Linked DNA regions of Homo sapiens: region 2 is linked to region 1. Evidence: chromatin contacts called from ENCODE Hi-C or POLR2A ChIA-PET data. All regions are on one chromosome and are shown on one strand. Each heading gives the region's core, a stretch centred on a gene start or an enhancer-like site at or near the end of the contact. The rest is flanking DNA. Distances are from core to core; before and after follow the strand shown. Region 1 has its middle 20 kb from the start of MRGPRX2. Region 2 holds the start of CSRP3-AS1 (CSRP3 and E2F8 antisense RNA 1).

Region 1 (4,442 bases), core at 1,231-3,730:
CACCTGCCTTGCCTTCCACACCACCTCACCTGGGGCCCTCAGTCACTGGGTCATTGGGACTTAGTTTAGCAATGGCTTCCATCTTTGGCTTCTGAAGTCAATGGAGCTGTGTGGCCCTGGCTGTCCTCTGGATCTAGACATCTCCAAGCTGACGAAGGAAAGGATCCTCCTCTGGCTGTTTCAGACCACGTTGCAAGGCCAGAAATAGGGTGGTAGCTTCGTGATCCCTTCCTTTAGCCAGCAAATATGTTCTGAACATCCACCCTTCTGCACCCAGCTAGTGTGCTGGGGAAAGAATGGTGAGTAGGTAGGCAGAGTCCTGTCTTTCAGGAACTCACAGACCAGCTGAGAAGACTGCTGGCTCCTCATCCAACCCGAGTGAAGCTTCTCAGACTCCACAGTGACATCCTCTATCCACTCATTGGAACAAGAATGATGGGAACTTAGTAAGAGTACCCTAGCTCCTTGGTGGAGGGGAGTTGGGAGTGAAGGAGAGGAGTGGCCCCATAATGAGCTACTCAAAATGATCTTTTGATGTCATTTGTCAGTCGGGTTCCTGGACTTAGCATATGTGCCCAGATTTACTTTTTCTCTACCTACTGCCAGGGAAGTATTGTGGCAACCATTGGCCACATGCTGAACATCTTGGCCTTGGCTTCAGCCATTCATTTAAGGAAGCCTATTAGGGCTCTTCTGGGAGGTTCCTGTGGCCTTTGCTGCTTAAACCAACGTGCCCAAATCTGCAATCTTGCTTCACTTACATCCTTCACATTATGTAGCACATGTCTGAATGCTGCTGACTCCTCAAAGGACAGCTGATGATGAATAAGTCTAAAGTGAAATAAAGCCAATGATTCAATGGAATTGAACTGCAATAAACCGAATGACCCTCTCTTAAGCACTTACAGACAGAAGGTTTTTTTTGTTTGTTTCTTTTTGGTTTTTTGTTTTGTTTTGTTTTTGTCAGGGTCTTACTCTGTTGCCCAGGCTGGAGTGCAGTGGCACCATCACGGCTCACAGCAGCCTCCAACTCCTGGACTCAAGTGATCCTTCCACCTCAGCCTCTCAAATAACTGGGACTATAGGCACATGCCACCACATCTGGCTAATTTCTTGTTTTTGTTTTTGTTTTTGTTTTGTTTTGTAGAGATGGGGTCTCACTATGTTGCCTAGGACATAGTGAGACCCCATCTCTACAAAACAAAACAAAACAGGAGTTCAAGTTGATTGCATGAACTCTTGGGCTCAAGTATTCCTCCTGCCTCAGCCTCCCAAAGTGCTGAGATTACAGGTGTGAGCCACCATCCCTGGCAGAAGTTGATTTTTTAAAAAGGAGGAACATTTCCTGACCCATCTGCTCTTGACCAAATATCCCATGAACTCCTTCCAAAGGTGAGCATTTCTCTGGCATATTTCTGCTCTTCTCTCCTTTAAACTCAGAGGTAATATTACTCCCAGGATCTCAGTCCCTTTTTCTCTCCCTGCCACATCTTCTTTCTGACATTAAAATCAGTCTCTGTCTTTCATATCCACACAGGGAGGAGGTGGGGTTCAGCTAATGAATATTTGAGAAGCCCTTTGAGATCTTGGATGAAAGGTACCTTATAAAATGCAATTAAAAATAATATGGGTAATTACTAGCTGGGCTAATCCCTGTAGGATAATTAGAGAGTTTTCCTCTGGCAGATTCTGAATTCATGCAGAAACTCAGAGTTCAAAAGGCAAAACTGATTTGAAATTTCAGGGGCCACTGGTATGCTTCCTCTGTTCCAGCATCATATCCGTGAGTCTTTTCTGAAATCTGAGGAGCTTCTTAGCAGGCCAGAGCTGGAAAGGATCTTTGAGATGATCTTTCCAAACTCTTTGGATTACAGATGAAGCCACCAAGACCCAGAAAACTGATGTGTCTGGCTTAAAGCTGCAGAGCAAGTGTGGGAGAGCCACAGCTCAGGTCCAGTCCCTAGACACCCCAATTTAGGGGTTCCTGTCACCACTCCTAATCTATAATGTACTCTCTCCAAATCTCTGCATACTGCACAGTAGAGTACTGGAACAAAAGTCACACAGAGTTGAATTCAAATCCCAGCTCTGACACAGATGAAAGCAAAGTAGCTGGCAAGTAAGCCTCAATTTCCCCATGTGTATAATGGGAATAATAACACCTGCCTCATAGGATTGTTGTGAGGAGTCAATGAGTAATGACACGGAAGCGTCTGGCACAAAGCACGTGTTCAGTCAAAGCTGCTGGAATGAATGGAGTCTTTGCAGTCCTGGGGTTTGACCTACAGTCCTTGTTTTGTACAGCTATGTTCAATCTGCATTTATGGGGCACTTACATGCTGCAGACTGTGCTAAGCTCTCCAGTACTTTATGTCATTTAGTCATCACCACATCCCCTCAAGGTCAGCAGTATGAAGTTGAGCTTCAGGTTGGTTAGCTAACTTGTCCAAGGCCACAGCTGAAGAGGAGGCAGGACTTGGCCCTGTGCGCTCAGCCACCACGTGACACTGTCGTCACTTGTGAGAAGAGGAATGCACATTGTTATAACCACAGTGGAGCCCTAAAAGGGTTTTCTGCTGGGATACAGGGGAGGAGTAATGGAGGGAGATTGGGAATGGTTGTAGCCTAAGAGGATCTATTGAAGCATTTTTGTTTCCAGTTATAAAAATTAAATTCTTCTCCTGCATAAGATTTAATTATTCTGAGGAGGCTGCACTGATGAAAGTAGTTAAATTATCTTCTCTGAAAAGATAATCAAGAAATCTGGATTCAGGTCCTGGATCTGCTCCTTAGAAACCGTGTGTCTTGCTCAAGTCCCTCAACGTTTCCATCTCCCCAAGACTTGTGTTCCTCATCTATGTAATGCCTTATCCCACATGGAGTCTTTGGAGGCTCAAATGTGAGTAACATGGAAGTGCTCTGTCAATTGCAACTTCTGTACAAATGAGAATCATTACTTGTACCATTCATAGTTTAGAAGACTTTCAGTCTGAAGGAGGAGATAGCTGGAAGCCCCAGGCTGGGCTACTAATCCAGCACACTTCGCAGGCTGGGGACAAAACACATCACATAATTTATGGCTCTGAGCTCAAATTATTTGGTTGGAAGTAGGCACTTTGGGGGAACAACCCTTTGAAATTTAATTGTAAATTAATGGGTTTCACTTGTTTCAGGTTTCAAATTTTTTTCTGGGCTGAGACCCAAGATTAAAACCTGATGTGTCACATTCTTTCATTCTGTGTGTTTAGAAGAAAACAGGCCCCTGTGAAAGGCTGCTGGGTGAGGCTGGCAAAGGAGGAAGGAGCTGATCCAAGAGTTGTTAATCACCCCCCAACGATTTCCTCATCAACCGAGCCTTTCCCAAGGACTCCCTAGAAACTTGAATAACCAGGAATGTATTCTTCTGAACTACCCTGTTTAAAACGGACAGCTGAGTCATCCTTTCCAGGGATGTCCAGGGCTGACCAAGAGAATGACAGTGGCTAAGGCTATCAGAGCCAAAGGACACTCAGAGGTTGCTCTCTGCAGCCACCCCAGGCAGGGGTTTTTTGAAGAGATGGTCATCTCACACCCCTAGCGATGGGGAACTCACTCCCTCTCATTGTCAGACACTTGCTGGAAGCTGCTCCAGATCTCCAGCCTCCATTTATCTCTGTGTAATTCTCACCCACTGCTCAAGGGTCCATCCTCTGGAGCCACAGGGCCATGTATAGCCCTCTCCACCACCTGCGTCAACCCTGAGACAACCCTTCCCAAGACTAAGTCCTACAAGTTAAAGAGATGGATGTAGCTGAAAATATATATCTTGAGGCATCAGAAGGCTTGAATTCAAATCTCAGCTTAACAACTCATTAGCTTTGTGACTTTGGGAAATTTGCTTAACATCTCTGATCCTTAGTGTACTTATCTTTAAAACAAATACCTTTGGGGATTGCTGTGAGGATCTAACATATAAAGGAAGAGGAACCTAAGGCCAGAAGTAAAGTCAGACCCAAGTGAATACATGGGAAGAAACTATCACACACTCCGGGGAATTCTGTACCGTCTGGTGGCCTAGACCTGTTACACACAGGACTTTACTAGGAATGAAGGGGTGATTCTGCACTAATCCTTATATCCATGCAGTGCAGGGAGTCAAATTAGAGAGCCCTCTGAATAAAGCCAGGACTCAGAAACAGCTATACTCTCTGAGAAAAAGGATGATTGATGAAAAATAAAACAAACAAAACATAAAACCTGCACAGTATAACTAAGCAGCAAGGAAAAGTGTCTGTGTCCACCTTGATTTACAGTAGTTGGGGGAGAAAATAGTGCCCTGAGGTTTCAGTGCTACTGGCTGACCATTGCATAACTAGGGATTCTGAAATGACACTAATTTACACATGGTCTTAAAACCCTCAAGATGATCAATTGAATTTAAGTGGACCTTGAAAAAGAAAAAA
Region 2 (4,601 bases), core at 240-2,739, 120 kb before region 1:
AAGCTACTTAAGCTCTTCAGTTCTCTTATCCATAAAAATGGAAATAAAATTTGCTCTGGGCAGCTGTTGTAAGTATTAAAAAATAATATATGTAAAGCAACTGACATAAAATAATATATGTAAAGCTTTGGAGTCAGAGAAACGTAAGTTCCAATCTATTCATGTGACACATATCAGTCCCATGAACTTGGACTAATGTAATTTCCCAAAGCCTCCATTTCCTCATCTGTAAAGTAAATGTTATAATAGCACCTACCTTGAAGGGTTGTTGTGAAGATTAAACGATACCCAAGGGCAGTGCTCCAGGCATGTTAACTTCAATAATAAAGTTAGAAATGACTATTACTATCGCTTAGATTCCATATATATATATATATATGTTCCTATGATCCAAAATCTTTGCTTCAGCCAGTGTAGACAATTGAACTCACTGCAGGAAATCAGGCATCTAGTAGGATGACCAACTGAGCTAGCACTGAGCTGAAAACGGTGGCATTGTGGCACTGTGGCTTGAGGTCTCTGCCCAAAGTCATGGCCTAAAGTTCCCTCCTGGGTGCTCATTTTATGTACCCACCACTTTTGCCCTAACTCATCATTGCTCAGCTTTATAGTTGGTAGTGAAAGAAGAAAGAAAGAAAGAAAGAAAGAAAGAAAGAAAGAAAGAAAGAAAGAAAGAAAGAAAGAAAGAAAGAAAGAAAGAGGAAAAGAGGGAGAGAAAGAGATGGAGAGAGGAAGGGAGGGAAGGAAAGGAAAAAGGATGGAAAGAAGGAGGGAAGGAAGGAAGGAAGGAAGGAAGGAAGGAAGGAAGGAAGGGAGGGAGGGAGGGAGGGAGGGAGGGAGGGAGGGAGGGAGGGAGGGAGGGAGAAATAGTTGGATTAGGAAGAATGTGCCCAAAATACACAGTTTAGTTATTCTTTTGAAAATTCAGATTGATGAATAACAACTTAAAATTGTGGGAGAACCTAATTGGTTCTCACATTTTATATTACTCTACAATTTACAGAATGATATGACAGTACTTGAACTAATAGGGTCCTCTCAGCAATAGTGAAATCAAAAGGATTATTGCCCTCATTCTAGTGAAGACACTGAAGTTCAGAGAGATTGAACGGTTTTCCCAGATCACACAGCTTCGAAGAGGCAAAATGGAACTAGAACTCCAGCCTCTGGCACCTGATCCAGTGTTTTTCCCACTGCCCCACTGAAGCACATTCCTAGTATAATCTCTTCTATGGTATTAGTTACATCTTAGTTTAAAAGTGGGCACAAGGTAGTCTCTCACCGGGATCTGAGTATCCAAATCTGGAGTCCAACCTCTTCCAAGTTGATGTCACAGGGCTGTCCATTCTATCTCATCCTCGTAAATTCCAGACTGTCCCCCATTTCAATCTTGACCCACGATTTGTCTTTGACAACATAGTCATCTCAGGGACTGGCCCAGAGAGTCGTGCCAGGTGGTATGATGGAGATTGTGACCCAGGTTACAAACAGGGCCGAGTGACGGGCAAGCCTATAATTGTATCCCACCTTCAATGACCCTTGCCAGTACCAGGCAACGCTGATAAACAAATGGCCCATCCCTTGGTACCTTGCCAGGGTAAGCTCACATTCTGGGAGTGTCTAGGGGAGTGTTGGGACACAAGAATTCCAAAGCAATGCGGGAAGCTGAAAAGGTTATGTTCATAAGCCAGGACCTAACTGGGATTTCAAATCATAGCTCCTTAATTAGCACATTGGTGCCATTTGAGTAACCTAAAGTGAAGTGGGAAAAAATAATTTCTCAATACTGCTTTAAATTCCATCATATTTCCATGACCTTCACAATGGTCCTGCCCAGGAGATACTATTATCAACATTTTTTACCCGAGTTCAAGGTCGAGATTAGAATCCATGTCTCTGGATTCCGAATGCCTTTTTATTTATTTATTTACTTATTTTTTCAGATGGAGTCTCACTCTGTCGCCAGGCTGGAGTGCAGTGGCGCAATCTCAGCTCACTGCAACTTCCACCTCCTGGGTTCAAGTGATTCTCCTGCCTCAGTCTCCTGAGTAGCTGGGACTACAGGTGCATGCCACCACGCCCAGCTGATTTTTGTATTTTTAGTAGAGATGGGGTTTCACCATGCTGGCCAGGATGTTCTTGATCTCTTGACCTCATGATCCATTCGCCTCGGCCTCAGTCCTGGGATTACAGGCGTGAGCCACCATGCCTGGCCTGGATTCAGGATGCTTTAAAATATCCTCTACCTTTTGGCCTGTGAGACATCTTCTGTTTAGCCTCCATGGTTACATTCCCATCTTCAGAAATGGAACTGAGCATCATTAATAGAGTACTTACAGATTTATATTTTAAATTTCAAGTCCTGATGATATATGTCAGATATTTATGATCGCTTAAAAACAACCAGTGCTAGGATACATTAGTTTGTGAAGGAGGTATTATCTGTAATCCTATTCTCATTTTGAAAAGTATGCCTAGGCAATGAATCCACACACACACACACACACACAGATATATATGTATTTTTATCCCCCAAGAGGTATCTCTGTCTCCTATTAACTTGCAAGACATGCCAATGAAATCTCCACTGCAAATCTGAAATGAGAAATTTGACCTAAGGTTGTTTTCATTGAAAATTTCTATATCATTAATTTTACAAGTGTCGCTGCCATGTTCCTGGAGGAAATTTATTATATTTCTCCTCTATTTTGTATCATGCTGAAACTCAGGATCAAAATGAACATGAGCAAAATTATGTGAGTCTATTCTTTTCTAGAAAATGTAACATCTTTAATGAGAGAAGAATGGATTGTATAAAAAGAAGTTGGCTAAGAAAAATATCCCTAAATGCTTACTTTTAAATACACCTTGGTTATAAATGAGAGGGTCCAGCAATCTTAAAAATCTATTCCAGCCCTGAAAGTCTGTAGTTTAAATGGAGTCCAAAATAAACAAATTTGGGCTATTTTAGAGGCTATTTAGGCCTCTACGCCTTTCTGCTTGCTCTTTTCTCTGCATGACTTCATTAGCATTATTCCTTCCCACTTTTCTGTATCTGGTGAACTCCTATTCACCCTTCAAACCCCCATTTGAATGTGATCTCTTCTGTGACCCTCCAACAGTTCACTGCCTTTATCCCCAGACTAAATGTGGGGAGCCAGTCCGTCATTTGAGTTTCTGTAGCATGTCTCACAAGACTCTTCTCTGGTACAGAGCATTCTGAATCTTGTCTATTTTTCTCACTACAACATGGGCTTCTCAATGCCAGGGGTCACAAACTACTCATTTTTATAAGTTTTCCCCCTTTTGTCACTGAGTACTTAGTGCAGTACTTGACACATGATAGGCAGGTAGTAAATGCAGGGTGAATGAATGAATGAACGAATGAATGTGAGTTTTAATTCTAAGTCTTTCAACTCAAAATCCATTACTCTTTCTAGTTTCCTAAACAACCCGAACTACAGAAATAGAAAAACCACATGCTTCCATTTTTTAAGAAATTCTTATTTATTTATTTTAGAGGCAGGGCCTCACTCTGTCACTTAGGCTGAAGTAGAGTGGTGTGATCATAGCTCATTGAAGCCTAGAACTCCTGAGTTCAAGTGATTCTCCTGCCTCAACCTGCTGAGTAGCTAGGACTGACTACAGGAGCATGCCACCACACCAGGGTAATTTTTTGGGGGGTGGGGTAGAGACAGGGGCCTCACTATGTTGCCCAGGCTGGTCTCAAACTCCTGGGCTAGTGATCCTCCTGCCTTGGCCTCCCAAAGTCCTGGGATTGTAAGTGTGAGCCACCATGCCCAGCCCAATGTTTCCTTTTTTAAAGTTCTTTTCTAAAATTTTACTGAATTAGCAGAAGATCCTACTTCTGTGAGAGGAAGGATAGGATGTTCCTGGCTAACCTCACAGTTTTTCTAAGCAGGAAAAGCTCTTTGGGGGAATATTTAGATAGAAACATTCCTTCTAGACCTAGTATCAGGTTCAGTGGTCTGTTTGCTATTTACTTTCTGTTTCTTAGCAAAAAACTGCCTTTGTTATGAGACTGTGAGATACAATCCGGACCAGTTGACCCAGGAGGGCTTAGTGTTAATCGCCAACTATTATAAGAAGGTGACTGGCTTCCCAGAAGGGAAAGTGAAGGTCACAAGCAGCCACTCAGAATGGCTGGATAGTGCTCCATGTCATGACACACTAGGCTTCTTAGAAACCAGAGGATCCCAGTGAAAATGCAGCTCCCCTGGGCAGCTGAATTTCAGAAGTTTCATTTAACATCAATGGCTTATTTTAGTTCTGCTTTGAGGAAACTGAAAACTTGGATTCATACTAAAAACATATGCAGATGAGGACAATTATTATTACTATTTTATTTATTTATTTATTTTTTGAGACGGAGTCTCGCTCTGTTGCCCAGGCTGGAGTGCAGTGGTACAATCTTGGTTCCCTGCAACCTCCGCCTCCTGGGTTCAAGTGATTCTCTTTCCTCAGCCTCTCAAGCAGCTGGGATTACAGGTGCCCACCACCACACCTGGCTAATTTTTGTTTAGGCCGGGCACGGTGGCTCAAGCCTGTAATTCCAGCACTTTGGAAGGCCAAGGCGGGCA

Evidence for each region. A loop is a pair of places that touch in the nucleus more often than their neighbours do. ChIA-PET counts read pairs that join two places held with the same protein, here RNA polymerase II (POLR2A). Pooled maps may share reads with other maps.
Region 2: a loop to region 1 is called in a map with no recorded cell type, with 2.3 times the contacts of the local background. The contact joins the promoter of CSRP3-AS1 here to the enhancer-like site in region 1. A Hi-C loop is called at or near these places in 2 of 37 single-sample maps with no recorded cell type and 1 of 50 pooled maps. POLR2A ChIA-PET finds 5 or more read pairs at or near these places in 1 of 52 experiments (activated T-cell).

Annotation. Positions count from the first base shown.
Region 1 is chr11:19,078,714-19,083,155 of GRCh38, reverse strand. No RefSeq gene overlaps it. Among named protein-coding and RNA genes, the nearest start is that of MRGPRX2, 20 kb to the right of the region's middle. Within about 2 kb of position 2,480, at least 7 of the 41 ENCODE cell types and tissues checked have a DNase peak (open chromatin) inside an H3K27ac peak, as active enhancers do.
Region 2 is chr11:19,193,601-19,198,201 of GRCh38, reverse strand. CSRP3-AS1 (CSRP3 and E2F8 antisense RNA 1) reads right to left here and starts at 1,489. Exons shown (of 6, transcript NR_183675.1): 1 at 1,283-1,489. All of the region lies in intron 1 of CSRP3 (cysteine and glycine rich protein 3), which reads left to right.